2 separate regions of the Homo sapiens genome follow, and region 2 is linked to region 1. Evidence: read pairs that join two places in POLR2A ChIA-PET (ENCODE). Cell type or tissue: Caco-2. All regions are shown on one strand. Links, peaks and the distances in the headings refer to the core of each region. The heading gives the core; the rest is flanking DNA. Region 1 has its middle 20 kb from the start of KPNA3. Region 2 has its middle 33 kb from the start of SPRYD7.

What was found. Peaks named below come from ENCODE experiments on the same cell type or tissue, not always from the same donor. Only the 100,000 strongest peaks of a DNase experiment are listed, where the experiment ranks them.
Region 2: POLR2A ChIA-PET joins it to region 1 with 8 read pairs; 3 of 35 experiments call an interaction of 5 or more read pairs at or near these places.

The regions. Positions count from the first base shown.
Region 1 is chr13:49,804,585-49,820,245 of GRCh38, reverse strand. No RefSeq gene overlaps it. Among named protein-coding and RNA genes, the nearest start is that of KPNA3, 20 kb to the right of the region's middle. RefSeq lists an enhancer at 7,658-8,159. In Caco-2, for the core only: no CTCF peak of the experiment used is centred there; DNase peaks (open chromatin) are centred at 8,935 and 9,575.
Region 2 is chr13:49,895,688-49,911,348 of GRCh38, reverse strand. It overlaps the pseudogene RNY4P9. Among named protein-coding and RNA genes, the nearest start is that of SPRYD7, 33 kb to the left of the region's middle. In Caco-2, for the core only: no CTCF peak of the experiment used is centred there; no DNase peak of the experiment used is centred there.

The sequences.
Region 1 (15,661 bases), core at 7,766-10,265:
ATGTTCTGTGCATATTCAAGCTCTTTTTCCCTTTTACACAAATGATAATGTAATAAATACTGTTTTCCACCTAATCTATCTAGGAGATAGGTCCACATCCATTCAGGTAGATCTAAAGATTTTGGTGACTACAGAGCATTGTTATTTTGTGATGTACCAGTTGGGTTTGAAGTCAGGGACTCATCAAACCACAACTTAGAAATATCCCCCAGTCTTACACTAGACTTATAGATAAAACTTGAAGGGTAAAAATGCTTGATGAGAAACCATACAATCAAACAACTGTTTGATTACCAGAGTGCAAAAGACACCTGTAGAGAAAGGATGCGCTCTCCTTGTATTATATATAAAACTTCAGGCCGGGCGCAGTGGCTCACGCCTGTAATCCCAGCACTTTGGGAGGCCAAGGCGGGCAGATCACGTGGTCAGGAGACCGAGACCATCCTGGCTAACACGGTGAAACCCCGTCTCTACTAAAAATATTTAAAAAATTAGCCAGGCATGGTGGCGGGAGCCTGTAATCCCAGCTACTTGGGAGGCTGAGGCAGGAGAATGGCATGAACCCGGGAGGCAGAGCTTGCAGTGAGCCAAGATCGCGCCACTGCACTCTAGCCTGGGCGACAGAGCAAGACTCCGTCTCAAAAAAAAAAAAAAACCTTCATTAGGCAAAGGTAAATGTCCCTCAACCCCCTACCTCCTTGGTTTTGGGGACTCAGTAGTTTTGGAGCCCTTATAACCAAGGGAAAGAGTGTAGGCTATTCATGTGAGGGAATTAGACACGTTCCACTAAAGAAGAGATTTGTCTCAATCTTCACCTGTATCAAGGTGATAACTGTTTTCAGTTACAGTCGTGCACCTCATAAAGACATTTCAGTCAATGATGGACCGCATATAGGAGAGTGATCTCATGAAATTATAACACTGAATTTTTACCGTACCTTTTCTTTCTTTCGGTTTTTTAAATTAATTTTTTTTTCGGAATTTTGCTCTTGTTACCCAGGCTGGAGTGCAGTGGTGCAATCTCAGCTCACTGCAACCTCTGCCTCCTGGGTTCAAGTGATCCTCCTGCCTCAGCCTCCCTAGTAGCTGGGACTACAGGCGCATGCCATCACGCCCAGCTAATTTTTGTATTTTTAGTAGAGACGGGTTTCACCATGTTGGCCAGGCTGGTCTTGATTTCTTGACCTTGTGATCCGCCCGTCTCGGCCTCCCAAAGTGCTGGGATTACAGGCATGAGCCACTGCACCCAGCCACCTTTTCTATATTTAGATATGTTTAGATAGACATACACGTACGATTGTGCTACAATTGCCTACAATATTCAGTACAGTAATATGCTGTACAGGTTTGTGACCTAGGAGGGATAGGTTATAGCATTAGCCTAGGCATGCAGCATGCTGTACAATCTAGGTTTGTGTGAGAACATGACGGGGTTCATACAATGACGAAAACTCCTAATGATGCATATCTCAGAACACATCTCTGTTATTAGGTGACACATGACTATATCATGAGTTTCCTTTAGCTATTAATCTTTTGTTCCCTTGTGGAAAAGCTGGGACAGTCAAGGATTGGGGAAAAAAAGTAGGATCAAATGAAGATGTGAGGGACCTGAGGGAGAGGGCTCCTAGGTAGGGAGGTGGCCAGCTCTGTGACTGTGGTTTCTAAATCCAATTTGTCACTAAAGGGAACCAGGGCGTCCTTGGATAATCACTGATTCCAGAGCTGAGGCAAGAAACGGACATTTTGGGCCGGGCCTGGTGGCTCACGCCCATAATCAAAACACTGGGAGGCTAAGGTAGGCGGATTGCTTGAGCCCCAGAGTTTGAGACCGGCCTGGGAAACGTGGCGAAACCCTGTCTCTACAAAAAAAGAACTGCACTGGGAGGCCGAGGCGGGCGGATCACGAGGTCAGGAGATTGAGACCATCCTGGCTAACACCGTGAAACCCCGTTTCTACTAAAAATACAAAAAAATTAGCCGGTCATGGTGGTGGGCGCCTGTAGTCCCAGCTACTCGGGAGGCTGAGGCAGGAGAATGGTGTGAAACTGGGAGGCGGAGCTTGCAGTGAGCCCAAGCTTGCAGTGAGCCGAGACTGCACCACTGCACTCCAGCCTGGGCAACAGAGGGAGACTCCGTCTCAAAAAAAAAAAAAAAAGAACTGCAAAAATTAGCTGGGCATGGTGGTAAGTGCCTATAGTCCCAGCTACTTGGGAGGCTAAGGCAGGAGGATTGCTTCTGCCCAGGAGGCGGAGGTTGCAGTGAGCTGAGATTGTGTCACTGCACTCCAGCCTGGATGACAGAGGGAGACTCTCTGTCTCTCTCTCTCAAAAAGAAAGAAAAGAAAAGAAATAGACATTTTGACATGCTGGAAAGTAACGAAGCTTTCAGAGATGACTTGGTTGTGTCCTAAATGCTTAGGTTAGGAACCAATAGAAAGAAACTCACTGTTCAAAGATGGAATAATTCAAGCATCCACACTGGATTGAAATACATCAAATATGTTAAAATCCATGAGTTTATAATTATACCAGAAAAAAAATTCTCATAGGTCACCTTTACGGGTTGCTAGGGAACCAACTCATTACTCTGAAAACTGATTTAAAAAGGGAAAGAATTGAGCATTTGTCTTTTGTATATGAACTGTATTTCAGGGTAACTAAATTGTTGTTGAGGGAAAGGTCTTCTTTTAGAAGCATTTCAGCTAATAGATGAAGGAGGAATGATAGAATTAGAATACCATAATTTTGCAATCATAGAAATAATGTATCCAAGCACTGGTCATCAATGGCTGTTAAAACTATTAGGGGAAATGCTGATGGGGAACTCTCTAATGGATGGACTAAGCTGGCAATACCCGAATCCTCTAATTAATCTTAACATTACAAAAATGGGAGGGAAGCAGACATGTGCCCCTGATGAGATGCAAAAGCTCGCAACACCACCTATGAAATAACCTTGTCAAAATATCAAGCTGGAATTGTTCAAGGCTGTAGATCTAGCAGACACTTTTCAGGAAATACAGGGCTTAGGGAAACAGGTGGAATGACACCACAGGGATGCAATCAGCAAAATTCAGAATGTGGGAAACTCAACAGGACAAATGGCCCAGTTTCTCCAACAAATAAATTGGAAGAAAAAAAAGAAAAGAAAAGAAAAGAAGACAGGGCAGCTTGTTACTGAAAAGAGAGCCAGTAGACATATTAGCCAACTGCAGGTGTGAATCATGTTTGAATACTAATTTAAACAAATTGTAGAAAAAAATTATGAGAAAATTGGAGACATTTGAACTCTGAATATTTGTCAATATTAACGAAGTTTCTTAGGTGTGATAAGGACGTCATGGTTATGCTTTTTAAAAAAACAGAATCCTTTTTTTTTTGGAGCTACATACTAAAATATGTATGAATGAAATGATATGAAGTCTGGGATGCATCTCAAAATAATCCAGAAAAGTGGTAGAAAATAGGGGAGAGAATAAGGGTTAGAGAGAAATAGATGAAATGGAATTTCCACACGTTGATAATTGTTGAAGCCTAATGATGGTCCATTACATTATTTTACCTATTTTGTATATCTTTGAAGTGTTCTATAATATAAAGTGTTTTAAAAGTGGGTGTGAGGGTGGCTGGGCATGGTGGCTCACGCCTGTAATCCCAGCACTTTGGGAGGCTGAGGTGGGCGGATCACTTAAGCTCAGGAGTTCGAGATTAGCCTGGGCAACATGATTTAACCCCGTCTCTACCAAAAATACAAAAAAAAAAAAAAAATTAGCCGAGTGTGGTGGCAGGCACCTGTAATCCCAGCTATTCGGGAGGCTGAGGCAAGAGAATCTCTTGAACCCGGGAGGTGGAGGTTGCAGTGAGCCAAGATCGCACCACTGCACTTCAGCCTGGGCGACAAGGCCAGACTCTGTCAAAAAAAAGAAAGAAAGAAAGAAAGAGAGAAGGAAAGGAAAGGAAAGGAAAGGAAAGGAAAGGAAAGGAAAGGAAAGGAAAGGAATGGAAGAAGGAAGGAAGGAAGGAAAGAAAGAAAAAAAGAAAGAAAGAAGAAAGAAAGGTTTTCTGTGACAAATGGGAATAATAATCCCTATTTTCTAACTGCAGGGCCAACATACAGGTTACCCTTTGTACTATTTTTCCTTTAGTAACCAATAATTTAAGGTAGACCCTCAAGAACTAGTTCAGGGGAGATATGCTTCTTTTCATAGACAAAAAGGCCCCCAAACCAAGGCTGGTCCTAGAATCTGATTAGCTGAGGTGTGGGTGGACTTTTCAGGTATCTCAGCAATGAGCAGGGCCAGCACTTGACTGGGTGATGAGGTCATGAGAGAGGCATAGCAGGCTCCCATGTCACCCTTCCTCTCTCTCTTTTATTTCTTCCTGCCTCTTTTGTGCTGCTTTGCCACTACCAGTAGCAGGGCTACTTTGTACAGTTGTGCAGGCAGTGCACTGTACAACTCCAGGGAACTACAGAATCTGGGTGAATGGAGCCTCCTGGACTTGTGCAGCATGACTGCCTCCAGCAGAAGCCTAGTCTTCTCCTGCGGTCTCTGAGTTTGGAGTTCTTAGTCCTAAACATAGCTACTTCCTCAGGACCCAGGCTTTAGTCTCTGCTAAGGTCAATGGGTAATAATGGCTTAGGTCATATTAGAATCTTTTTTTTTTTTTTGAGACAGAGTCTTGCTCTGTCACCCAGGCTGGAGTGCAGTGGTGCGATCTTGGCTCACTGCAACCTCCGCCTCCTGGGTTCAAGTGATTCTCCTGCCTTAGCCTCCCGATTAGCTGGGAGTACAGGTGCGTGCTACCATGCCCGGCTAATTTTTTGTATTTTTAGTAGAAACGGGCTTTCAGCATGTTGGCCAGGCTGGTCTCGAACTCCTGACCTCGTGATCCACCCGCCTTGGCCTCCCAAAGTCCTGGGATTACAGGCGTGAGCCACTGCACCCAGCCTAGATCATATTAGAATTTTTAAGTTGGTATTTGTCTAATATTTTTACTGTCTTTCTCATAATGGTAAAATTCCTGTATGCATTAGTCAGGATAAGCTAACAAACAAGGTCCAGATCTCAGTCATTTAACATAAGTAACATAAATAAAGGATGATCTTTTGCTTGTGTCACAATCCAGTGTGGAGTGCAGGAGAAAGAGGATCTGGCCCCTTGGCCATCTGAGGCCTCTGTCAATACCTCAGAGAAGTCCTTCACTGAGTCTGGTGAAAGCGGGGAAAGGTCATGAAAGGCATCCCCATCTGCATGGCCTCTGACTGGAGGTGACACACATCACCTTCACTCACAGTCCATCAGCAAGGACGAGGAGATAAGGAGAATGTCAAGGAAGGCAGTGCTGATGTTTAAGCTTAAGAACAACCAGCTAGGCTCAGCCATACCATGGGTAGTAACAATGCCTTATTCTAGTTAAGTGAACAAACGTCCACCCCAGAGTGCTGATGCTAACGTAGAAATTCCTGGCCTCCCAGAGAGGTGAGGGAGAGAGAGTTATGTGGCCGGACGCCTTCCTGGTCCTTTTGTAGCTGTGGGCAGGTAGACTCCTTACTTCACCCACCAGGTGGTAACTGCTTTCAGAGCAGGAATATTTGGATGGGGAAATATTCAGCCACGTCTCCTTTATATAAAAGGCTGGAGGCCCAGGAGTTTTTAAATGAAGGGAGGGAGTCCATGGATGTGCTTCAAGGGTTTGGTGATTCCCTGGAAACCGTAAGTAAAATTTTGTGTTCATGTGCAATTTTCTGGGATCAGAGTCCATAATTAGGCACATAGAAGACATTCAATAAATATTCCTTCTAAAAACTCACAAAAGGGTCTGTGTTAGTCAGTGTTCTCCAGAGAAACAGAACTAATAGGATGTGTCTATAAAGAGATTTATTTTAAAGAATTGGCTCATGACTGTGGAGGCTGGCAAGTCTCAAACCTGCAGGGTGGGCTGGCAGGCTGGAGACCAGGAGGAGCCAAGGCTTCAGTTAAGGTCTGAAGGTCGTCAGGCCAGAGAATCCCCTCTTGCTCAGGGGGAGTCAGTCTTTTGTTCTTTTCAGGCCCTCAGTGGAGTCAATGAGACCCACCCATATCAGGGAGGGCCATCTGCTATACTCAGAGTCCACCAATTGAAAAGTTAGTCTCACCCAAAAACACCCTCACAGAAATGTCCACAATAAGGTTTGACCATATACATCTGGGCACTATCACTTAGCCAAAGTGAGACATAAAATTAACCATCACAGAGTCCTTGACCCAGACAAAAGGCAAAGGTTAGGAACTACTGTTTTAAGAAGTTTCTGCCATTCTCCCTACCTCTCATCAGCTAGTTTCTATGCCTGGTCCAGCTTGCTTACTCTGGTGGCATGTAACCACTCCCTTCTAGCAACTTTCCATCTATTCCACACTGAGAAAATTGGAGCAGGAATACCCAATTGAACTTTTGTAAATGTTAAAGAAAGGATTACTGTTTTCCAGGATTTTTTGTTTGTTTGTTTAAGTTTTGACAGAATCTCTAGAAATGTTGCTTAATCAAAACATTTTAATCTTCCTTTTCTGTATGTGTCAGTGATGGTATAATTGGCTAAGATATGTATCTTTCAGTTTATATTTTACATCCTTGCTTCTAGTCATTTGTGTTGAAGAAATCCTCCAGCAAAATGAAGTTCCTTGAAATCACAGATTATACCTTATTCCTTTGCAATTCTCTACAGCGTTAAAAATGCTACCGGCACAGACACAAACACTCATTAACTGGTGGTGTTGTCACATTCTGTTTTATTTGACTCCACTAACATTAATCCACCAGCTAGCCCTGGTATTAAAAATAGTCCATATTTATCTTTCAGATTGTCACTTAACTTGGACATCTCTACCTTGATTTCACAGAAAGAGCTGCACATACAGAAGACAGAGGCAAGGCTGGGGCAAGAATCTTCTTACTTTCTGGTTATTTCTTTGCATAGGTAAAGTCCAGGGATTTAATGCAGATATTCTCTTCCATCTCCTTTAGCTTAACTTAATCCTCATCTGAAAAAGTCCAGTGAGGTGGGTTTGCAAGAAAAAACTCTTTCTGTTCATTCTTCTTCAGGGCCCCTACTCATGCTGTAATGTGGTATGGCTGAGACTTCCCTTCCTTGCCCTGGGAAAGAAAGGATGTTCTGTTTCGTGAAGTATTAAGGGACCTGGATAGGTCAGTGCTGCTCTATTAATATAAAATGAGATTATTCACCAGCTGTTGTTTCCTGGCTTTCAGCAGAGCCATTGAAACGTTTGCAAAATAGCAGAGGGTTCCAGATGGGAGGAGCCATTGTTCAAAGTCCAGACCACCCAGCGGGCATGTCAGGTAATGGGCTTCACATCTGACCCCTGTAGAAATTTGATAACACATTAAGGGTGTCATATGATTGGTCTGCGCCATTGGGGAAAATACCCTCCTTTTCCTTCCTGCTGACTTCTTTTTCCCCATTATCTTCCCTCTCCTCTTGTAGGACCACAAATCCTCCCAAAAACCTATTCAAAAGAAGTTACTAGATTAAGTTAAAATTAAACTTAGTTAAAAAAGATAGCAAATGTTGCTTTGTTGTCAAATTTGTCTTCTGCAGCTCACAACATGACCTGCTCATGTGTTTGATTTTCATAGACTCGTAAGACATTATCTGCAATGGACGAAACAATGGCAGAGAAAGGTATCTATGTAGAGCAGCAAGCCCCTCAGATTTAATGTGCATGCAAATCAACTGGGGTTCCTGTTCAATTGATTCAGTAGGCCTGGAAGGGGCCCAAGAATCTGCATTTCTAACAAGCAACCAGGGGATGAGGAACTCTGAGTGGCAATGGTCTGGATTGGATGTTGTTTAACTGCTTCCATTTTGTAGCACGTCTGTCAATTTGCCCAAGCTATAGAAAATACAGGGTGACAAACTTTTCTCCTTAAAACTTTGAATTCCTTAATTCTTTGTTACAGAAATATATGAGGATAGAGCATTGTCCATTATCCATTTTTTAAAAAAAGTTTCTTTCTACTGATGATCATTCAACCTTCATTACCATTTTTGTTGCTTTTCCACTGTGAGCACAGAACACCTATTTTCTATCTGGATCCAGTATACTAAGCTATAACCACCTCTCCCAGGAAATCATGTGTTTGCTGGGAGTGAATTTTTCAGAAGGCACCTTGGCCTCATGACAGGGAGGGTCTGATTCCAACTCTGCCAATGAAGAACTGACAGACCCTGGACAAGCTGTCTTGCCTCTCTGATCAATTGCTGTACCTAAAATAGTGTGCACTGTGTTGGGGGAAGCAACTAAAATTTTTGAAAAAAATTTAATTTTTTATTTAGTATTTTTTATAGGGATGGGGTCTCACTATGGTGCCCAAGTTGGTTCAAACTCCTGGACTCAAGCGATCTTTCCTTGACGGCCTCCCATAGTGCTGGAATTATAGGCATGAGTTACCACTCCACACCGAAAATAAAAAAAAAATTTTTTGAGTGGGAAAATAGAACTATCAACTTCACAGGATTATTTTAAGCTTTAAATGAGATAGTGTATGCAAATTACTTACTATATTACATGAAGTAAGAACTAATCCTCATAAAGCCATGTGTAATGCTCCATAAAGTAAGCTTAAAAACAAACAAACAAACCCCTGAAATTTACATTCAGAATTGCTAAAATGTTTTCCTGTAAACCATATTGGAAGGAAATCGTTCCAAGACATCTCCCATCCCCTGCCTTGTTTAATGGTGTCTACTGAATTTACTTTAGCTCTTTCCTCATGACTCAGGGTCCCTGTTTTGCAATGAGTGACTGCACTGTCCTGGAACACAGGGATGACCTCAGTCAGGGGTTTTTCTACCGTCCACCCTCCCCGCCCCTCTCCCCCACCCACACTCTCACAGACCTGTTCATAGTTCCATAATAGCACTTACCACACTGTGGCAAAAATATCTGTTTACTCAGCTTTTTGGCCTGGGACCCCCTTTCTTGGGGCAGGGGCCAGATCCTCAGTAAATGTCTCCCCAGGCCTCATTTAAAGTGTTGGGTGTCCAGGACTCAGCAGCATGGCTTGTGTTCAATCATTCCAACACTTTAAAATGCCCCCATGTCCTCGGCCAAGTACTGAAAGCACGGCTCTGTTTTATCTTTTCCAGATAACCAAGGACAGAAATTACATTCCTCTGTAGAAACTTGTAATGGTTTTAAGTTACTAAAGGACCAAGAAGATATTTACTCTTCTGCTAAAATTTAAGCCTAGTCTGTCTTCTTTGCTTTTTCTTTTGGGTCTTTGTTCTGCTTTCAGTGACAGCAAGGACATTGGAACCAGAGAGCCCTGGGTTCAAATATTGATCTACCATTTAGTAGTTATCTGACTCTGAGTGAGTCACTTAAATTCTCTGCTACTCAGCTTCCATATCTGAAAAAATGAGATAATTCTCAGACTGCAGAATTGCTGTGCATGTGGAGAAGCAGTAAAGGTATAAAGATGAGTAAAACTCCTCTAAGGAAGGAGTTTTGATATCCCTGGCTTTAATAACCTTGCTAGGGTTGGGGCAGAGGTCGGACTCTAAAGGCCTTCCTGAGTAATGTTAGATGGCTCTTACCCAGGCTTCAAGAGCATGGCCTAGTCATAGTTGGGCGTTGTACTTTGCAGAGCACACAGGTGAGTAGGACACCAAGCTACTCAGGGTGGGTGAGTCTGGTGGTTTTCTTCCCAACAGCCATTCTCTCCTCATCTTTCATCCTTGCTGTCAGAATCCACTTTCCAACTCCAGAGGCTAAAAATGTCAATAAAGGTTGAACATCCCTTAATCTCAAAATCTGAAATCCGAAATGCCTCAAAATCCAACATTTTTTGAGTGTCAACATGGTGCTCAAAGGAAATGCTCATCAGAACATTCAGGTTTTGGGTTTTTGGATTAGGGATGCTCAACTGGTAAGTATAATGCAAATATTTCAAAATCGGGAGGGAAAAAAATCTGAATTCTGAAACACTTCTGGTCCCAAGCATTTTGGGATACTCAACCTGAATAACTTTTTTTTTTTGAGAAGGAGTCATGCACTGCCGCCCAGGCTGGATGCAGTGGCGCAATCTCAGCTCACTGCAACCTCCACCTCCTGGGTTCAAGCGATTCTCCTGTCTCAGCTGAATAACTTTTATTATTAGGGCATGAGCATGTAACCCAACCCCAGTGGAGGAGTTTAAAGGTAAGTCTTCTGAGATGTTTCTGTGAAAGTTTTTCCTTTATGATGTGGGGAGGAGGAATAATGGTCCTCTTCCTATCTTTAGATATAGTTATGTGTGGACGTAATTCCTGGAGCTGTGGCAGCCTTCTTGTGACCATGAGGGAAACTCTGAGGATGAAAACCAACAGGCTGGGGATGGCACAGAGGGAAGTAGAAAACACATGGGTTGAGTGCTTGATGATGTTGTTGGGTCCCTGAATTAACAAAGCCTGAAAATGATACCCCCAGAGATAATAAACCCTATTATTTAAGCTTTATGTAGTTACATATTCCATTATCTGTTACTTCAGTATGCATTCAGCATACGACTGAGAAGGCTAAGCTTCGAGATGTGGGGAGAAGGAGGAGCCTTGATGGTAGCACAGCAGAAAAGGAAATTAGAGAAAAGCTGCTTCTGTTGGGTGTGCCCTATAAATCTCTACTCCACTGTTTTGGGGAAGCCTCAGTCAATTACACATGGCTCGTGAACACTTTTGGTGTTCATGGATTGTTCTGGGGGACTTGAAGAAGGGTTGAGATCTATATTAAGAATGATGCCTAATGAAAACAGAGGCCCAGCTGGAAATAGCTGCACTTCTGGGATACATAAGAATTTGAGACTATATGCAATAAATGGTAGATGCTATTATTACTATATGCAATAAATGACAGATGCTATTATTACTATATTATCAGAATTATCTTAGCTCCTGACTGGTAGGCAGAAAGGAGGTGGAAACTAGATGCTCATGGGTGGGGATGTACCTGGGGCAGACCCTGTAGTTGTCCTCGAGAAGAAGCTTGTGACCAAGGCTCTATGAAGACAGCAAGGGACTGAGCAGCAATTGGCAGTAGCCCCAGCGGATGAGCAGCAGCAGAGCTGCTGTGACTCTACAGATGGGGCCAAAGGCTGGATCCCTGTTAGCAGAACGAAGGTCTGAAATCAGAGCAGGCTCAACAGAAGTCTGACTTACTGTTTTGGAACGTGGCTTCCTGAATTCTCCCTGACTAGAAAAGAACTGGTCCTATATCTCAGGTTGGGACTGACCTTCAACCTTCCACACAGAAATGAAGTTGCCTTAAGAACGTTATACACCAGCCGGGTGCAGTGGCTCATGCCTGTAATCCCAGCACTTTGGGAGGCCGAGGCAGGTGGACCTGAGGTCAGGAGTTCGAGACCAGCCTGGCCAACATAGTAAAACCCCGTCTCTACTAAAAATACAGAAAATTAGCTGTGCGTGGTCATGGGCGCCTGTAAGCCCAGCTACTTGGAAGGCTGAGGCAGGAGAATCACTTGAACCCGAGAGGTGGAGGTTGCAGTGAGCTGAGATCATGCCATTGCACTCCAGCCTGGGCAACAAGAGCGAAACTCCATCTCAAAAAAAAAAAAAAAGTCATACACACACCATGCATGTAGAAATACACATAAATTCTCTTTCTTTGCCTCGGTCTCTCTTTTTCTCTGTATGTGCATATCTCCTTATTTTAAACTCTCACAAAGGGCCTCGGGTGCTAACCTAATTTACCCAGACAGCTACAGGGAGTCCTCAAAGTCAGGGATTTGCTTTGGTCAATGGGGTATCAAAGGACATAACATACACCGTATTTGAACTGAGGCTTTAAAGGGCCATCGGGTATTTTGCTCTTTTCATTCTGCCAAGGGGATGACAGGTCTTGCTTGAATGGGGGCTCCTCCTGCAGCCTTGGTCCCCGAACGTGAAAACACATGGAGCAGAATCAGAGCCTTCACTGATGTGATCGCAGACGTGTAACGGCAGAGTGAGGAACATGGGTTGTTACAAGCCCCTGGGATTTAGGAAGTCATTTGTTACTGTGGTAAAGCTGACTAGTAAATCCAGACAATCACTCAGATTGCCAAGCTGAGAGACATCATAAATTTTTGTTGTTTTAAGCCACTACATTTAGGGTCTTTGTAAGGCAGGAATAGATAGCTGGAGGTTGAGTGGCTTCCGACACTAAAAAGTTCAGGACTCAAATGATGCCTGCAGGGTTCAATGTCCCTGCTTCTCTTAACTCCACTTTCACCCTCGATGGGCTATTACCCCAGCTCTGTGCAGCAGACTCCAGCAGCCTTAGATGATGCCGTATTTCCAGGCTCACGTCTTTCCAGGTTCAAGTCCAATGGAAAGAGAGCTTCTTTTCTGGCCATGTCTACAAAAGCCCTGAGGTTCACTCTGAATAAACAGACCGGCTGAGGTCATGGTCCCACCTGTGAGACACTCACTGTGCGGGTGGGGATGGCAGTGGCTGGAGAAGGGGGTGTATCTGTTATGAGTCTTTCAGTTGAAACTCAAACAGCCATTTTAAAAAGGGAATTTATTTAGCCACATAACTAAAAAGAAGAAAAATTCATGGATGGCTCCAACTTCAGGTGTGCTATGATTTGGAGCTGAAGTAATGTCACTAGGACTCACCTCTTGACTTTTCAAAATTCCTGACAGACAAAATTGCTGAGATACACTTCCCACTGGGAATTATGAAAACCAAGGAGAAGTGGGTTTTGATGACAGTAATAGGTTCCAATCAAATGTTTGGGTTCCTCATTTAATTTGGTTTCTACAAGTAACCATAAACTATAAGATGTTAGTCTTGACATATGGTTGCAGGTTTGTGTGTAGCAAGGAATCAATGTCCATGTAAGTGCATCTTTGTTTCAACTGCCAACAGAGACAAGAGTGTAAAATGGAGCCGGATTGCCCAAGCTCAGATTCTGGCTCTAATACTTATTAGCTGGGTGACCCTGGGCAAATTGTTTAACCTCTCCATGCCTCGGTGTATTCCTCTGTAAAACGAAAGATGATATTCTCTACCTACCACATAGGGCTGTTGTTAATACATGCGAATTACTTAAAATAGTGCTTTAAACATATTAAATGCTCAATGAATGCTAGCTATTATTATTCCCATTTCTACAGAAAACAAATGATTACTAATAAAGACATTTTTCAAAAATGACCATTTTAGATAGCAGGGGTTGGCTTGGGTCAGATTTTTTGCTTAGCAGAAAGAGAGTGACTAGAACCGTATTTGCTCATATTGTGCATCAGAAAACATTCTTATATTGTTGTCCTGTGTGTTTTCACCTGCCCTTGCATGTTCCCATCAGTTACTGAGCTGTAGTCTTCCAAGAGAGATATTTGTGCTTCTTTGTATAAAAGAAAGAAACCCTACATAAAGCTCAACTAAAGCTATAGGGAGGAGAAAAACTAAAGATTTCTTAGATTAGTATATTTTGCAATCTAGCTTTGAATAATAAGGATGAAGCATTGATTTCTTTTTTTCTTTCTTTTTTTTTTTTTGAGATGGAGTCTTACTCTGCCGCCCACGCTGGAGTGCAGTAGTGCGATCTCAGCTCACTGCAACCTCTACCTCCCGGGTTCAAGCAATTCTCTGTCTCAGCCTCCCAATTAGCTGGGATTACAGGCGCCCACCACCATGCCTGGCTAATTTTTTTTTTATTTTTAGTAGAGACAGGCTTTCACCATCTTGGCCAGGCTGGTCTTGAACTCCTGACCTCGTGATCCAACTGCCTCTGCCTCCCTAAGTGCTGGGATTACAGGTGTGAGCCACCACGCCTGGCCCTGGAGCATTGTCTTCTATCTCCTTTATCTTCTCATTGCATAATCTTGTCTATTTTTGGGGGCAGGGGGAGCAGGGGGAAGCTTGAAAAACTTGACTGTCCAAGTGTGGCATTAGCAATTATTTGAACTTCATATCATGATGAGTTGTAGGTTACTCATTGCTTCTCAAGGTTATTTTTGTTTTAGTTGTATTGTGTAATTGTGGTTGATAAAACAATCGTTTGATGAGTCTGAACTTATCCTGGCTCTGGTTGCACACATTCCTAACTGTAAGGTGCCCCTCTGTGAGATTGGCAGGGATTAAGCTCTGCAGGCACATAATCCACAGCTCTGTCTTTCAGCTTTGGATGCTTTTACACAAAGTTCCATATTGAGATGAAAAGGGGAAGAGTGTGGGGCTAGAGAGATGCTTAGATAAGTTGAAGGGCTTTTGAAAGTACTGGTATGTATAACTTGAGTAGGTTTTATCTCCAAGTTAAAGTGGGGTAGGAAGATGGGAATTTTGCCTCATTGCTCTCCAAGTCAAACTTAGATCGCTGAGAGACTTCGTGTACAAACACAAACATTTGCCGAACGTGTTCCTGAATTAAATGTGAGGGACGGTTTGATGGTTTGGGAATTAGAAATCTTCTGGGACAATTTATGAGTTTAAACAGCTACCAGAGTCTAAGGTTTCTCCACGGCAATTCAAGTTGTTTTTCTCCTAGAGAAGGAACAAAAACGTGTAAGTATTCTATGACATTTTTAATCTAAATTTTTGGTAGTCTGCAAGGTTTATTGAGTACTCAAGGTATGAAGAAAATATTGATATCTACTTTGAATCTTAAAAGCTTCTTTTTTTTTTTGGAGAGACGGAGTCTCGCTCTGTTGCCCAGGCTGGAGTGCAATGGCACGAGCTCCACTCCCTGCAACCTCCACCTCCCAGGTTCAAGCGATTCTCATGCCTCAGCCTCCCAAGTAGCTGAGACTACAGGGGTGCACCACCACGCACAGCTAATTTTTGTATTTTAAGTAGAGACAGGGTTTCACCATGTTGGCCAGGCTGGCCTCAAACTCCCGACCTCAGGTGATCCGCCTGCCTCGGCCTCCCAAAGTGCTGGGATTACGGGCATGAGCCACCACACCTGGCCTCAAAAGCTTTTTTACTTTGGATCAAAAAGGGAATGTTTGATCCCTAAGCACTAATAATAATAGTTTTATTAAGCAATAAAGTGTGTTGGGCATTACTGACTACCACCACACAGGTGTAGGTATGTTTGTGTTTCTTTCTTTTTTCTTTTTCTTTTTTTTTCTTTTCTTTTCTTTCTTTTTTTTTTTTTTTTTTGAGACAGAGTCTCATTCTGTCACCCAGGCTGGAGTGCAGTGATGTGATCTTGGCTTACCGCAACCGCTGCCTCCCGTGTTCAAGCGATTCTCCTGCCTCAGCCTCCTGAGTAGCTGGGATCACAGGCACCTGCCACCATGCCCGGCTAATTTTTTGTATTTTTAGTAGAGATGAGGTTTCACCATATTGGCCAGGCTGGTCTCGAACTCCTGACCTCAGGTGATCCACCTGCCTTGGCCTCCCAAAGTGCTGAGATTACAGGCATGAGCCACTGCACCCAGCTGTATTTCTATTTTATAGTTTAAATATCTGAAACTTTGAAAGTTTAAGAAACTTCCCATGGTCACAAGTCTAGTAAAAGATTAAGGTGGAAATTGAAAAGATGAAGGTCTGTCTGTTGCTAAACGTGTGTTGTGTTCTTTCTGGGGTAGCCACAGAATTTTCTGTGATAAGGTTCTATATCTCTGTTACCAATACAGTCCCCACAATATGGTGACTATTGCGCACATAAAATGA
Region 2 (15,661 bases), core at 1,016-3,515, 98 kb before region 1:
AAACCCCGTCTCTACTAAAAAAATACAAAAAAAATAGCTGGGCGTGGTGGCGGGCGCCTGTAGTCCCAGCTACTTGGGAGGCTGAGGCAGAAGAATGGCGTGAACCTGGGAGGCGGAGCTTGCAGTGAGCCAAGATGGCGCCACTGCACTCCAGCCTGGACGACAGAGCAAGACTCTGTCTCAAAAAAAAAAAAAAAAAAATACATTGACTAAGAGAACTTTTTAAATAAAACCTTTTGTTAAGCCAATAGAATGATACTAATACAGTATAATACCCATACCTTAAATATATAATGATAGATAAATATAAATGTAGATAGGACATAAAACATTCTTGTATTTTAACATGCAAAGACTTGCATTTTTTCCTGGCTCAACGAGGCATTGTTCACTGTCTTGATTCTGCTTATTGCAAAAGTCCATTTGTCCATACTAGGGTAGTTTTTCATACTCAGACTGAAAATTAATCAATGATATATTTTCCATGTTATTTTAGTGATTTAAACTTTGGGAGATAGGTTAAATATGTGAAACGATGAAAATTTTATGAACAATCAGTTTACATATTAAAAACCAGAAAAAGAATTTGGTTTTTAACTGCCTTTGGCTCATCAGGCAAAATTACTGGGCTATGTTGTAACTTGGATTACAAACTATTATGGGTTAAAAATGGTATAAAATTATAATTTGAATTAAGGCTTTTCTAAATCATTAACAAAGACAAATGCATGGTGTTTTGCTCACATCTTTTTACTTTATGTTTACTTAATGTAAGTCTAGATAGTGACCAAAAGCATAGCTGGAGATGTAAGTGAAATCTTGAACGTGGTAAGAGACATTAAATCAATAATTTATTTTAGATAATACAATAACACTGAAAGAGTTGTGAGAAAAGAATCTGTAATCCAAACTGGAATTTTTCTATATGCAGGCATAACCAAGCATAGTACTCGTAAATGGAATATAATCAACTACTACTTATATTAATTTGCATTATTAATGCAACCTGGCAGGGAGACACTGTTGGGAGCGGACTGGGCTGTTCATATGGATGAGTGGAAACAATAGTAGAATCAATTAACTAGTATTCTTCCATTTACTGTGTCAGATATGAGACTGTCTTCTAACTTGCTCTTTTAAAATATTTGGGACCAAATTATTAAAGTAAATAGTGAATATGAACACAGAATAATGTTAGATGTAATCAGTGATTTAAATGAATCACACCATCCATCTTAAGAGTTCTACAGAAATTTAAAGGAAAAGTTGTCCCATTATTGGTTGAAATGTGTGACCTGTAGTCTCGGAGGAATCATTATAATACAGTCATTTAACAATTGAATCACCTATGTGTTGTGTTTCATAAATACAGTTATGTTGCTTAATGATGAGGATAGTTTCCGAGAAATGCACGTTAGGCAATTTCTTCATTGTAGGAACATCATAGAGTGAACTTACACAAACCTAGATGGTACACACCTACACACCTACAGCCTCCTACACACCTAAGCTATGTGGCATAACCCATTGCTCCTGGTCTACAAACCTGTGCAGCACGTCACTGTATGGCCTGCTGTGCACAACTGAAACACAACCACAAGTATTTGTGTATCCAAACATAGAAAAGATACAGTAAAAATATAGTATAAAAGATTTTTTAAAATATATGCTTGTATAGAGTACTTACCATAAATAAATGGAGCTTGCAAGACTGGAAATTGCTCTGGGTGAGTCAGTGAGTAAGTGGGGAGTGAATGTGAAGATCTAGGACATTGCTGTACACTACTACAGTCTTTATAAGCACTGCACACTTAAGCTGGACTAATTAATTAAAATTTTTTCTTCAATAATAAATTAACCTTAGCTTACTCTAACTTTTTTACTTTATAAACATTTAAACTGGGGCCAGGTGTGGTGGCTCACGCCTGTAGTCCCAGCACTTTGGGAGGCCGAGGCGGGCGGATCACGAGGTCAAGAGATCGAGACCATCCTGGCCAACATGGTGAAACCCCGTCTCTACTAAAAATACAAAAAAATTAGCCGAGCATGGTGGCAGGCACCTGTAGTCCCAGCTACTCAGGAGGTTGAGGCAGAAGAATTGCTTGAACCTGGAAGGCAGAGGTTGCAGTGAGCTGAGATCGCGCCACTGCACTCCAGCCTGGCAACAGAGAGAGACTCACTCTCAAAAAAAAAAAAAAAAAAAAAAGTTTAAACTTTTTTAACGTTTTTATTCTTTTGTATTAACGCTTCATTTACAACACAAACACATTGTATAGCTGTACAAAAATATTTTCTTTATATCCTTATTTTATAAGCTTCTTTTAATTTTTTTATTTTTTACTCTTTAATACTTTTTTATTAAAAACCAAGACATAAACACACACATTAGCCTAGGCCTACAAAGGGTCAGGATCATCAATATCACTGCCTTCCACCTCCACATCTTGTCCCACTGGAAGGTCTTCAGGGGCGATAACAGGCATGGAGCTGTCGCCGCCTATAGTAACAACGCCCTCTTTTGGACACCTCCTGAAGGACCTGCCTGATGCTGTTTTACAATTAACTTTTTATATATATGTAAGTAGGAGTACACTCTAATGACAAAAAATTATAGTACAGGTTGGTCCAATGGTAGTGGGTTATCAGAACTTATTAACATTTAGTGTCACTAAAGTTCGTATACAACCCCCCACTGCTAAATTTGAATGGCTTAAATTTTTTTTGGAATAAAACAGGCTGGGTGCAGTGGCTCACGCCTGTCATCCCAGCACTTTGGGAGGCCGAGGCAGGCACATCACTTGAGGTCAGGATTTCAAGACCAGTCTGGCCAATATGCTGAAACCACATCTCTACTAAAAATACAAAAATTAGTCGGGCCTGGTGGCACGCACCTATAATCCCAGCTACTCAGGAGACTGATGCAGAAGAATCACTTGAACCGGGAGGCAGGGGTTGCAGTGAGCCGAGATAGCGCCACTTGATTCCAGCCTGGGCGATAAAGCAAGACCCCGTCTTAAAAAAAGAATAATAGAGTATATACATAAATCAGTAACATAATTATGTACTATCATTATCAAGTATTATGTACTATACATAACTGTGTGTTTATACTTTTATATGACTGGCAGTGCAGTAGGTTTGTTTATACCAGCATCGCCACAAACATGAGTAACATGTTACACTAAGATGTCATGATGACTCTGATATCACTAGGCAACAGGAATTTTTCAGCTCCACTATAATCTTATGGGATATTTGTCATATATGCAGTCCATTGTTGACTGAAACACCAAGTGGTACATGACTGTACTTAAGATAGTCCCTGCCCTAAGGCTGGGCACGGTGGCTCACGCCTGTAATCGCAGCACTTTGGGAGGCCGAGGCGGGAGGATCACGAGGTCAGAAGATCAAGACCATCCTGGCGAACACAGTGAAATCCCATCTCTACTAAAAATACAAAAAAAAAAAAACCAAAAAAAAATTTAGCCAGGCATGGTGGCATGTGCCTGTAGTCCCAGCTACTCAGGAGGCTGAGGCAGGAGAATGGTGTGAACCTGGGAGGTGGAGCTTGCAGTGAGTCATGCAGTGAGCCAAGATTGCACCACTGCACAACAGCCTGGGCGACAGACCAAGACTCTGCCTCAAAAAAAAAAAAGATAGTCCCTGCCCTCAAGGAACTCTGCTGATAATTGTAATTCATTCTTAAGTATGGCTCTAGACTATCCAATATATATTAATAATTGAGAAAAGCAAGTTGTTAAAACATTTGTATGTGTAATTTTATCCATTAAAAAAACTAGAGCTTTACGCAGAGGAAAACGTATGAAGTAATGTATACCAAAATATTATATCTTGGGAATAAGAATACAGAGAACTAGCTCTTTCATATTTATCTGATCATTTTTCTACAGTTAACATGTATTAGCTCACACCTGTAAACCCAGCACTTTGGGAGGCCGAGGCAGGAGCCCAGGAGTTCAAGACCAGCCTGGGCAACATCGCTGCACCCTGTCTCTACAAAAAAAAAAAAAAATGTTTTTTAATTAGCTGGGCATGGTGGAACACATCTGTAGTTCCAGCTACTCGGGAGGCTGAGGTGGAAGAGTCACTTGAACCCTGGTGGTCAAAACTGCACTAAGCCATGATGGCACCCCTGCACTCCAGCCTAGGCAACAGAGCAGGACAAAAAAAAAATTTGGGGGTTCTTGAGTTTTAAAACTTTTTTTAAGTAAAAGGAAAGAAGCATGCTGTAATGAGGCCTGTATACTTAACGATGGTGAATTTTACATCCATAACTAAAAATTCAAAAAGCTACGGTAGTGGCCATGCGCTGTGGCTCACGCCTGTAAGCCAGCCACTTTGGGAGGCCGAGACAGGCAAATCACCTGAGGTCGGGAGTTCGAGATCAGCTTGACCAACATGGAGAAACCCTGTCTCTACTAAAAATACAAAATTAGCCAGGCGTGGTGGCACACGCCTGTAATCCCAGCTACTCGGGAGGCTGAGGCAGGAGAATCGCTTGAACCTGAAAGGGGGAGATTGCGGTGAGACAAGATTGCATCATTGGACTCCAGCCTGGGCAACAAGAGCAAAACTCCGTCTCAAAAAAAAAAAAAAAAGCAACTGTATAATTGCTTAGTTATAGGATACAATCTGTTTCATGGTGATTTATTTAGAAGGAAGGACCCAGACATGTTTGTCAATGGCATGCCAAGCAATAGAATATACCCAGTCTCTAGATCGGGAAGGGAATAGTGCCAGTGAAGCCCTGTGTGGTAAGCCAGTAATAGTAAATCCACGTTTTAATGTTTTTATTTTTTTCAGATGGAGTCTCACTCTGTCTCCCAGGCTGGAGTGCAGTGGTTTGATCTCGGTTCACTGCAAACACCACCTCCCAGGTTCAAGCAATACTCCTGCCTCAGCATCCGGAGTAGCTGGGATTACAGGCATGCACCACCATACCCAGCTAATTTTATTTTTTTGTATTTTTAGTAGAGGCGGGGTTTCACCATGTTGGCCAGACTGGACTCAAACTCCCGGCCTCAAGTGATCCACCCACCTTGGCCTCCCAAAGTGCTGGGATTACATGTGTGAGTCTCCGAGCCTGGCATACACCACATTTTAAGAAAGACACTGATGGCCGGGCACGGTGGCTCACGCCTGTAATCCCAGCACTTTGGGAGGCCAAGGCAGGTGGATCACGAGGTCAGGAGATCGAGACCATCCTGGCTAACACGGTGAAACCCCATCTCTACTAAAAATACAAAAAAATTAGCCGGGCGTGGGGGCGGGTGCCTGTAGTCCCAGCTACTCGAGAGGCTGAGGCAGGAGAATGGTGTGAACCCAGGAGGCGGAGCTTGCAGTGAGCCGAGATGGTGCCACTACACTCCAGTCTGGGCTGACAGAGCGAAACTCTGTCTCACAAAAAAAAAAAAAAAAAAAAAAAAAAGACACTGATAAACCAGTGAAGGCTATGTGACTGCTGAGGGTCTGCTTAATTGATCTATGAATGAATGAATAAATAATCTTTGAAAAACCTGAGAATGTTGGAAGAAAACACTCAATTCACTGGGTAACTGAAGTCAAAATGACTTGCAAAATGCTAATTATTATAGGAATAAGAGTGGAAAAAATGTTCAAAGAAATCCATAGATTGATGTGTGTGCTTCTTGTAAAGGTATCTGAGGAAAGACCGTTATGTATTCAGATATCTGATAGTTCATTGCTTGAAAAACATGAATAGATTCATTCTCTATTGCCCTGGAGGCTGAGAATTATTGAAATGTACCGGGAAGCCATTTTCAGCTTAAGATGGTAAAGAACTTTGCCATCAGTTCACTGCTGAAACTGTTGCCTTGCAACATAATGCAAACTTCCGGTCCCTTGAATTGTTCTAACAGGCTGTTTTTAAAAATGTAGGGTTTATTCTTATTCAGGTATCATGTCTTAGTCCATTTTGGGCTGCTAGAACACAATACCACAGATGAGGTAATATATAATATATGGAAGTTTGTATCTCACATGTCTGGAGGCTGGGAAGTCCAAGATAAAGATGCCAGCATTTGCTGAGGGCCTTCTTGCTGTGTCATCCCATGGTGGAAAGCATCATCACATGGTGAAAGGGAAAAGAGAAAGCAAGATGGGGCAAATCCACTCCCAAGGTAACAGCATTAATCTGTTTATGAGGGCCATGCCCGCATGACCCAAACACCTCCCATTAGGCTCCAACTCCCAACACTACCACAAAGGATCAAGTTTCCAGCACATGAACTGTGGGGATCACATTCAAGCTATAGCATATGGTGAAGCTAACAGATCAGGAGATGACTGCCCTTGAAAAAGTAGTTTGTAACTCACAGTTTCCAAGAGCTGGGGCATGCCACACCATGCAATGCCACGAGCAAGCGCTGGGATCCATCAAGAGGCAGAGAGGCGAGGAGAAAGCATGGCCACGAGTCTTTGTTGTGGTTTCCACAGGCAAGACAAGGTAAGCCAATTTAGGATTCACTTGCTTAAATAATTTCTCAGGCTCTGGGACATAGTGGTTGTGTCCCTATTTGTCTGGTACCTGGCACTGGGGTGACCAGGATGGGAATACTGACCTGGAGTCTAAGAGCCTGTATTATTTATGTGACTGTTCTTCATTAGCACCAATAAACAGCAGTTAATTATTCACCCACCATCATCCCTGGTTACATGGAGACAAGGAGGTGTGGCCCTAAGGGCAGATAGTGAGAAAACATTTGTTTTTTTTGTGTTTGTGTTCTATTCCTGTAATTAGATTGGACTACATACACCAAGGCTCTGGGTTTTGTTTGTTTGTTTGTTTTTGTTTTTTTTTTTTTTTGAGACAGAGTCTTGATCAGTCGCCCAGGCTGGAGTGCAGTGGCACAATCTCGGCTCACTGCAAGCCCCGCCTCCCGGGTTCATGCCATTCTCCTGCCTCAGCCTCCCGAGTAGCTGGGACTACAGGCGCCCGCCACCACACCCGGCTAAATTTTTGTATTTTTAGTAGACACAGGGTTTCACCATGTTAGCCAGGATGGTCTCAATCTCCTGACCTTGCGATCCACCTGCCTCAGCCTCCCAAAGCGCTGGGATTACAGGTGTCAGCCACCGCGCCCGGCCACACCAAGGCTCTTAATATTCACAATTCTTGAAACTAATGAAGTTTACTACATCTATCTTTTGTAGTTGGCACTCTTGAATTTTTTCCTAAACTATTTCTCCAACTAAATTGATATTTAGAAAAGGCTTGTTACAGCCGGGCGTGGTGGCTCACGCCTGTAATTCCAGTACTTTGGGAGGCCGAGTTGGGTGGATCACAAGGTCAGGAGATTGAGACCATCCTGGCCAACATCGTGAAACCCCACCTCTACTAAAAAATACAAAAAATTAGTCAGGCGTGGTGGTGCACGCCTGTAGTCCCAGCCTGCTCTGGAGGCTGAGGCAGGGGCATCGCTTGAACCCGGGAGGTGGAGGTTGCAGTGAGCCGAGATTGCACCACTGCACTCCAGCAAGACTCTGTCTCAGAAAAAAAAAAAAAAAAAAAAAAGGGAACCATAAAGACTTAAAGCCCACAAAAGGCAGCTCTAGTCAAGCACAGTTGCTTCAGTAATTATTGCGAAAATTCTACTTTTGCTTTAATTATTTGAGTAATTGCTGCAATCATCATTAAATGTTGATTGTTCAAAATAACTACTAATTCAGTTGATAGATGTGTCTTGAAATAAACAATACATCTAATCTCCAAATACTAATGTTTTACTTGAATCTATTTTAATGGCTATAAAAATATGGCCCATTTGAATAGAGCCAGGCATGATGGCTCACACCTGTTAATCCCAGCAACTCTGAAGATTGAGGCAGGAGGATCACTTGAGGCCAGGAGTTTGAGACCAGCCTGGGCAACATAGCGAAATCCCATCTCTTAAAAAATGTACAAAAAATTGGCCGGGCGCAGTGGCTCAGGCCTGTAATCCCAACACTTTGGGAGGCGGAGGCGGGCGGATCACGAGGTCAGGAGATCAAGACCATCCTGGCTAACACGGTGAAACCCCGTCTCTTCTAAAAAATACAAAAAAATTAGCCTGGCGTGGTGGTGGGCGCCTGTAGTCCCAGCTACTCAGGAGGCTGAGGCAGGAGAATGGCGTGAACCCAGGAGGCAGATCTTGCAGTGAGCTGAGATGGCGCCACTGCACTCCAGCCTGGGCGACAGAGCGAGACTGTGTCTCAAAAAAAAAAAATTTACAAAAAAGTACTTGGGCATGATGTTGGATGCCTATAGTCCTAGCTACTCAGAAGGCTGAGGCAGGAGGGTCGCTTGACCCTAGGAGTTAGAGGCTGCATGCAGTGAGCTGTGGTCATGACACCACTGCACTCCAGCCTGGATGACAGTGAGACGAGGACTCTTAAAAAAGAAAAAAAAAGAGACCTATTTGAGATTTTGAGATGATCTGTCGTTTAACCTTTTCTCTGATCTAGATTTATACAACACAGTGTTTCCTCAAAGTGTGTTTTATAGAACACTAGCTCAGGAGGTCAACAGTTACCTGTATTTACTGTGGGACTTCCAAAAGCCAGTCTGCTAACCAAGAGAGAGTGTATACGTGCAACATCACCACAACACATAATCCAAGAACTCTTTTTCTTAGAACAAGGGGCTGTGCAACACTTTGTCAAATACTTATCTAATGAATGTAGGAAGGAAAATAACTGAATGTTAGTTATAGGCATAATACTGTAACTTGCTTCTGCATTTCAAAGAGACCACAAAAGAAAATAAAATTGAGCATTAACTACATGCCAGACGTTGTTTTAAGAACCTCACACACATTGGCTCATTTAATATTCAAATGACTTTATAAGATGGGAACAATCACCCCCATTTTATAGATGGAGAAACTGTCCCAGTTCAGATGGCAGAAGTGGCAGAATAAAAATTCAAACCCAGGTGGCCTCCAACAGAGACTCTTATTAACTGTTCCACTATGCGGCATTTCTAGGCCTACCCTTCTCCTATCTTTTATTCTGTATAGATGGAGGTCTCACTATGTTGCCCAGGCTGGAGTGCAGTAGGCTATTCATAGGCACCATCATAGCACACTACAGCCATGAACTCTTGGGCTCAAGCAATTCTCCCCACTCAGCTCTCTTCCCAAGTAGCTGGAACTACAGGCACACACCACCGCACCCAATCTTCTGTTATCTTTTTTGAGACAGGTTCTCACTTTGTCACCCAGGCTGGAGTGCAGTGGCACAATCTCAGCTCACTGCAGCCTCAACCTCCCAGGCTCAGGTGATTCTCCCACTTCAGCCTCCTGAGTAGCTGGGACCACAGGCAGTTGCCACCACGCCCAGACACATTTTTGTATTTTTTCACAGGGAGGAGGGGTCTTACTCTGTTGCCCAGGTTGGTCTCGAACTCCTGGGCTCAAGCGATCGTCCCTCCTCAGCCTCCCAAAGTGCTAGGATACAGAGGTGAGCCACCACATCTGACCCAGGATTTTTTGAAATCTTGGGTCTTCTTTTATTTCTCAGGCAGTTTTATAGTTTCCTTCAAGTGTATTTTAAATCACTCCCACTTTCTTTAGAGAACCTTTGGGTTAGGGGAACTCCCTCCAAAGCCATCTCAGCCCTTTCTACAATGATATCCCCCCATCCCCAGCATTTGGCCCATCTCCTCATTCCATGATCTAGCCCTAAATTGCACTTTCCCCTCTGTACTTCTTGATTGACTTTTGAAGTCTTAGTCTCCTATTTGATGCTTCTATGTTATTTATGCTGCTGCTACCATCCCCCGAAGTCCTCCAGCAAGGCCAGACCCCTGGACACCTTCTTTTACATCTACCAATACATCCTTCAGAGCCATTCCCCTTGTACCCCTCCATCCACCACCATCTCACAGCCTGGTCCTCCCCCTTGCCCAGACTTAGCTATTACTGGAATGCGACCCCCACTCGCATCCTGGCCCTGCACATCCCCTTTCAGGTTTTTGCTCCTTTTTCCTCCTCTCACCAACTAAGACAAGGGCTGTCCCATAAATAACTCTGTGTCCCTGCCTGACCCACATGGTAGAATCTCAACAAAGGTTTCATCTCTTCCCCTGAAGCCCCATGGACAGAGATGCTGCAATTGGCTTTATGAAATGATACTTTGTGTTCATGCTTTTCCACCCTTAAAAAGATCATGACCTCCATCTCATTTTCATCTCAACATGCGCAAACCACAAGGAGTGCTTTTAGCAATATCTTTTAGGTATTACGAATAATATCACAGGATGTACACACAGGGTATACACACACACTGTGATAAAAGGAGTAATATCTCCCATAGATATTAGCAATAATATCACAGGGTGTACACCCACTGTGATATTAGCAGTAATATCCCCCTTGGATATTATGAATAATATCACTGGGTGTACCCACACTGTGATATTAGGAGTAATATCAATCTTGGATATTAAGAATAAGATCACAGGGTATAAATGCACTGTGATATTAGGAGTAACATCTCCCTTGGATATTTTGAAAATATCACAGGGTGTACAACCACTGTGATATTAGTCCTAATATCTCCCTTGGATATTATGAATAATATCACAGGGTGTACACCCACTGTGACATTACGAATAATATCTAACTTGAATATTCCTAAAAATATTAAAGGGTGTACACCTACTATGACATTAGGAGTAATATCTCCCTTGGATATTGCGAATAATATCACAGGGTGTACACCCACTGTGACATTAGAAGTTGTATCTCCCTTAGATATTACGAATAATATCACAGACTGTCCACCCACTGTGACATTAAAAGAAATATCACACTTAGGCCGGGCACAGTGGCTCACACCTTAATCCCAGCACTTTGGGGGGCCAAGGCAGGCGGATCACGAAGTTGGGAGATTGAGACCATCCTAGCTAACACGGTGAAACCCTGTCTCTACTAAAAATACAAAAAAATTAGCCAGGCGTGGTGGCAGGCACCTGTAGTCCCAGCTACTCGGGAGGCTGAGGCAGGAGAATGGCATGAACCTGGGAGGCGGAGATTGCAGTGAGCTGAGATCACACCACTGCACACCAGCCTGGGTGACAGAGTGAGACTCAGTCTCAAAAAAAAAAAAAAAAAAGAAACATCATAGGGTGTACATCGTAGGGTGTACACCCACTGTGATGCTAGAGTAATATTTCCCTTGTATATTATAAAAAATATCACAGGGTGTACAGCCACTGTGAAATTAGGAGTAATAGCTCCCTTAGCTACTATGAATAATATCACAGAGTATACACCCACTGTGATATTAGGAGTAATGTCTACTTCTAGGTATTATAAATAATATCTTTTAGATATTACAAATAGTATCACAGGGTGTACACCTACCGTGGTATTAAAAGCAATGTCTTCTTCTAGGTATTACAAATAATATCTTCTTTTAGATATTACAAATAGTATCGCAGTGTGTACACTCACCGTGGTATTAGGAGCAATATCTTCTTTTAGATATTATGAATCATATCACAGAGTGTACACCCACAGTGATAATAGGAGTAATATCTTCTTTTAGATATTATGAATAATATCACAGGGTGTACACCCACTGTGATATTAGGAGTAGTATCATCTCCCTTAGATATTATGAATAATATCACTGGTATACACCCACTGTGATATTAGGAGTAAAATCTTTTAGATATTACGAATAATATATCACAGGGTGTATGCACAGGAGGGGCTCACCACCACACCTAACAAGTAAAAAAAACAATTTTGTAGTTGGTACATGTTAGCTCACGCCTGCAATCCCAGCCCTTTGGGAGGCCAAGTGGTGTGGATCAATTGAGGTCAGGAGTTCGAGACCAGCCGGGCCAACATGGTGAAACCCTGTCTCTACTAAAAATACAAAATGTGGGCTGGGCGCATTGGCCCACGCCTGTAATTCCAGCGCTTTGGGAGGCCGAGGGGAGTGGATCTCGAGGTCAGGAGTTCAAGACCAGCCTGATCAACATGGTGAAACCCCGTCTCTACTAAAAAGTTAGCTGGGTGTGGTGGCGCATGCCTGTAATCCCAGCTACTCAAGAGGCCGAGGCAGAAGCATCGCTTGAACCCAGGAGGCGGAGGTTGCAGTGAGCCAAGCTCATGCCACTGCACTCTAGCTTGGGTGACAGAGCCAGACTCTGTCTCAAAAAAAAAAAAAACATACAAAAATACAAAAAGCCAGGCATTGTGGCGGGCACCTGTAATCCCAGCTACTTGTGAGTGTGAGGCTGGAGAATCACTTGAATCCGGGGGTGGAGTTTGCGGTGAGCCGAGATCACGCCGTTGCACTCCAGCCTGGGCAACAAGAGTGAAAGTCCATCTCAAAAAAAAAAAAAAAAGATTATAGAGTGTGTGTCTCCCTATGTTGCTGCTCAGTCTATTCTCCAACTCCTGGGCTCAAGCGATCCTCCTGCCTCAGCCTTCCAAAGTGTTGGGATATAGGTGTGAGCCGCTTCAGCTGGCTAATATGTTATAAGAACATTATAATCTTACTTAAAGGTATGAAGTTTTAAACTTCATATAATCTTTTTTTTTTTTTTTTGAGATGGAGTTTTGCTCTTGTTACCCAGGCTGGAGTGCAATGTGCAATCTTGGCTCACTGCAACCTCCTCCTCCAGGGTTCAAGTGATTCTCCTGCCTCAGCCTCCAGAGTAGCTGGGAATACAGGTATGGGTCACCACGCCCGGCTAATTTTGTATTTTTAGAGACGAGGTTTCTCCATGTTCGTCAGGCTGGTCTCCAACTCCCAACCTCAGGTGATCCACCTGCCTCGGCCTCCAACATGCTGGGATTACAGGTGTGAGCCACCACACCTAGCCCACATACTCTTAAGTATGGTTTTATTTGGTTGTTTCTGAATAGTTCTCGAGATTTTCATTAAATTTATATCCAATAGGATTTCTGTTTTTCTACAATAGAATACCTCTCTCATTTGGTGTTGGAATCCAGCAAACTAAATAAACCATAGTAACACCAGTGTTTCTGGATTCTTCCACGTCCATCTGTCTGTAAAAACACAATCCTCTGTTGACATTTATTGAGTCCCCACTCTCAGCTGTGCACAGCAAAGAGTTTATTAACAAAAAGAGAAGGCGGCTGGGTGCAGAAGCCTGTAATCCCCCGACTCTGGGAGGCCAAGGCGGGAGGATTGCTTCAGCCCAGAGGTTTGAGTCCAGCCTGGGCAACAGGGAAAAACCTTGTCTCTACAAAAAATTAGTCGAGCATTGTGGTGTGCACCTGTAGTACCAGCTACTCCGGAGGCTGAAGTGAGAGGATAACTTGAGCCCCAGAGGCAGAGATGAGGTAAGATTGCATCACTGCACTCTAGCCTGGGCAACATAGCCAGGCTCTGTCATAAGTAAGTAAATAAATAAATAAATAAATAAATAAATAAATAAATAACTGCATGTGGCTCTTGTTCTTCAAATGCTCGCATTTGTGATGTGTTAGGGTGGGACAGACTGCTTCAGAAATCTTAATAATTTTCTCAGCCTCTGCTCTGGGTAAAGACCAAGCCCCTGAGAATGCATTGAAGGGAAGCTTGTCATCCAGATACTTCATAAGGAAACAGAAAACCTCAAGAAAGCTTCCCTCAATCAGTACCACTGTTCATTTTCCTCCCTGATTCATAGGCTGGATGGATGGGAACCAGATCATCACTGGACCATCCGTGTGAACAGCACAGGAACTGAGACTGGAAATGAAGGTTGTTGGTCTCCAGGGAAGAGGGACAGAGGCTTCAGCATCTTTACAGTCTCTGCTGTTTCCTAAAAAAAAAAAAAACCCTTTTCAGGACAAACAGCTATTTCATGCTCTGTTCCACTGTCTGTCCATTATTAAGGCAGTAGGTCTTTGGCTTCATCTCATTCAGGGAAATAAATGTTTATACTGATGGCTCAGAATGCAGTGGTCTAGAATGAAGAAGAATGTGGCACTGTTACTAAAGGTAAAACTGCAGATGTACCACTAGAAGATAGCTCTAAAACGTTGTGGTCTTTTAAGCCAGGCATAGTGGCATGCACCTGTGGTCCCAGCTACTTGAGAGGCTGAGGCTGGAGGATGGCTTGAACCCAGGAGTTTGAGGCTTAGTGAGCTATGATCATGCCTGTGAATAGCCACCGCACTCCAGCACAGGCAACATAGCAAGACCCTGTTTCTAAATAAATAATTAAAATTTTAATAATTGTGGTCTTCTTAGTTGGTTCTAGTGGCTGAGCCACCCATTTCTCCCCCAGGTTACTCTAGTGGCCTCCTCACTAGAGGTCTGGCACCAAATCTGGCCCCTCTGAGTGAATAAGTGAATGTTTGATGTGTCTCTTAAGACTTCAACTCAGTCTGTTGACTATAATAGGTATTAAGTGCAACCTAGTTAAGAAAAGCAAATATGCACCAGGCGCAGTGGCTCATGTCTGTAATCCCAGCATTTTTGGAGGCCCAGGGGGGTGGATCACCTGAAGTCAGGAGTTTGAGACCAGCCTAGCCAACATGGTGGAACCCCTTCTCTACTAAAACTACAAAAATTAGCCAGGTGTGGTGGTGAGCACCTACCCAGCTACTCGGGAGGCTGAGGCAGGAGAATTGCCTCCGGGAGGCGGAGGTGGCAGTGAGCCGAGATTGCACCATTGCACATCAGCCTGGGCGACAAGAGAGAAACTCAAAAAAAAAAAAAAAAGAAAAGAAAAGAAAAGCAAATATGATTCTGATCATTGCCAGACAGAAACATTTTATTTTATTTTACATGTTTTTCTTTTATTAATCAGCTTTCTCAGGTTGAAGGAAACATTTTCATGAATTTGTTTCCATCGATCTGACCACCAGCTTTTTTTTTTTTTTTTTTTTTTGAGATGGAATTTCACCTTGTCACCCAGGCTGGAGTGCAGTGATGAGATCTAGGATCACTGCAACCTCCACCTTCTGGGTTCAGGCAATTCTCCTGCCTCAGCCTCCCGAGGAGCTGGTATTACATACACCCAACACCACGCCTAGCTAATTTTTGTATTTTTAGTAGACGTGGGGTTTCACCATGCTGACCAGGCTGTTCTCGAACTCCTGACCTCAGGTGATCCACCCACCTTGACCTTCCACAGTGCTGAGATTACAGACATGGGCCACCACTCCTGGCCGACCACTAGCTTTTGCTGAGCCTCTACTTCATTCTGTTCTGTTTGCGTCAGGCACCAGACAGCCCTTGGTATGTAGGTAACTTGGTAAGACATGATGTTCTTTGCCTCTGAGGAGCTTACAGAGTGATCAGGACAAGAGATCTGTGAAGAGATCATTACAGTGTGACTCTACAAAGAAAGTGTAATGGGAACATAGCAGAGGGAACAATTACCTGTTCTTTCTTGGGATGGGGGAGGAATAGAACCAGTTTTTCAGAGATAAACAGGATAGTCTCAACCTAAAGAGACGCACATTCCAGGCAGAGGAAGCAATGTGCACAAGCACAGGCCTGGCCAGGGAACAGTGAGCGGTAGGCAGGGGCAGGGGTGAAAGGAGGCTGGGACCCACAGTGGAGGGTCTCATATGTAGGCTAAGGAAGTAATCCTTTATCCTCTAGGAACCAAAGGAGAGTTTTACATAGGCAGATTTAGTAACTCCAGCGGAAGGGTAGGCAA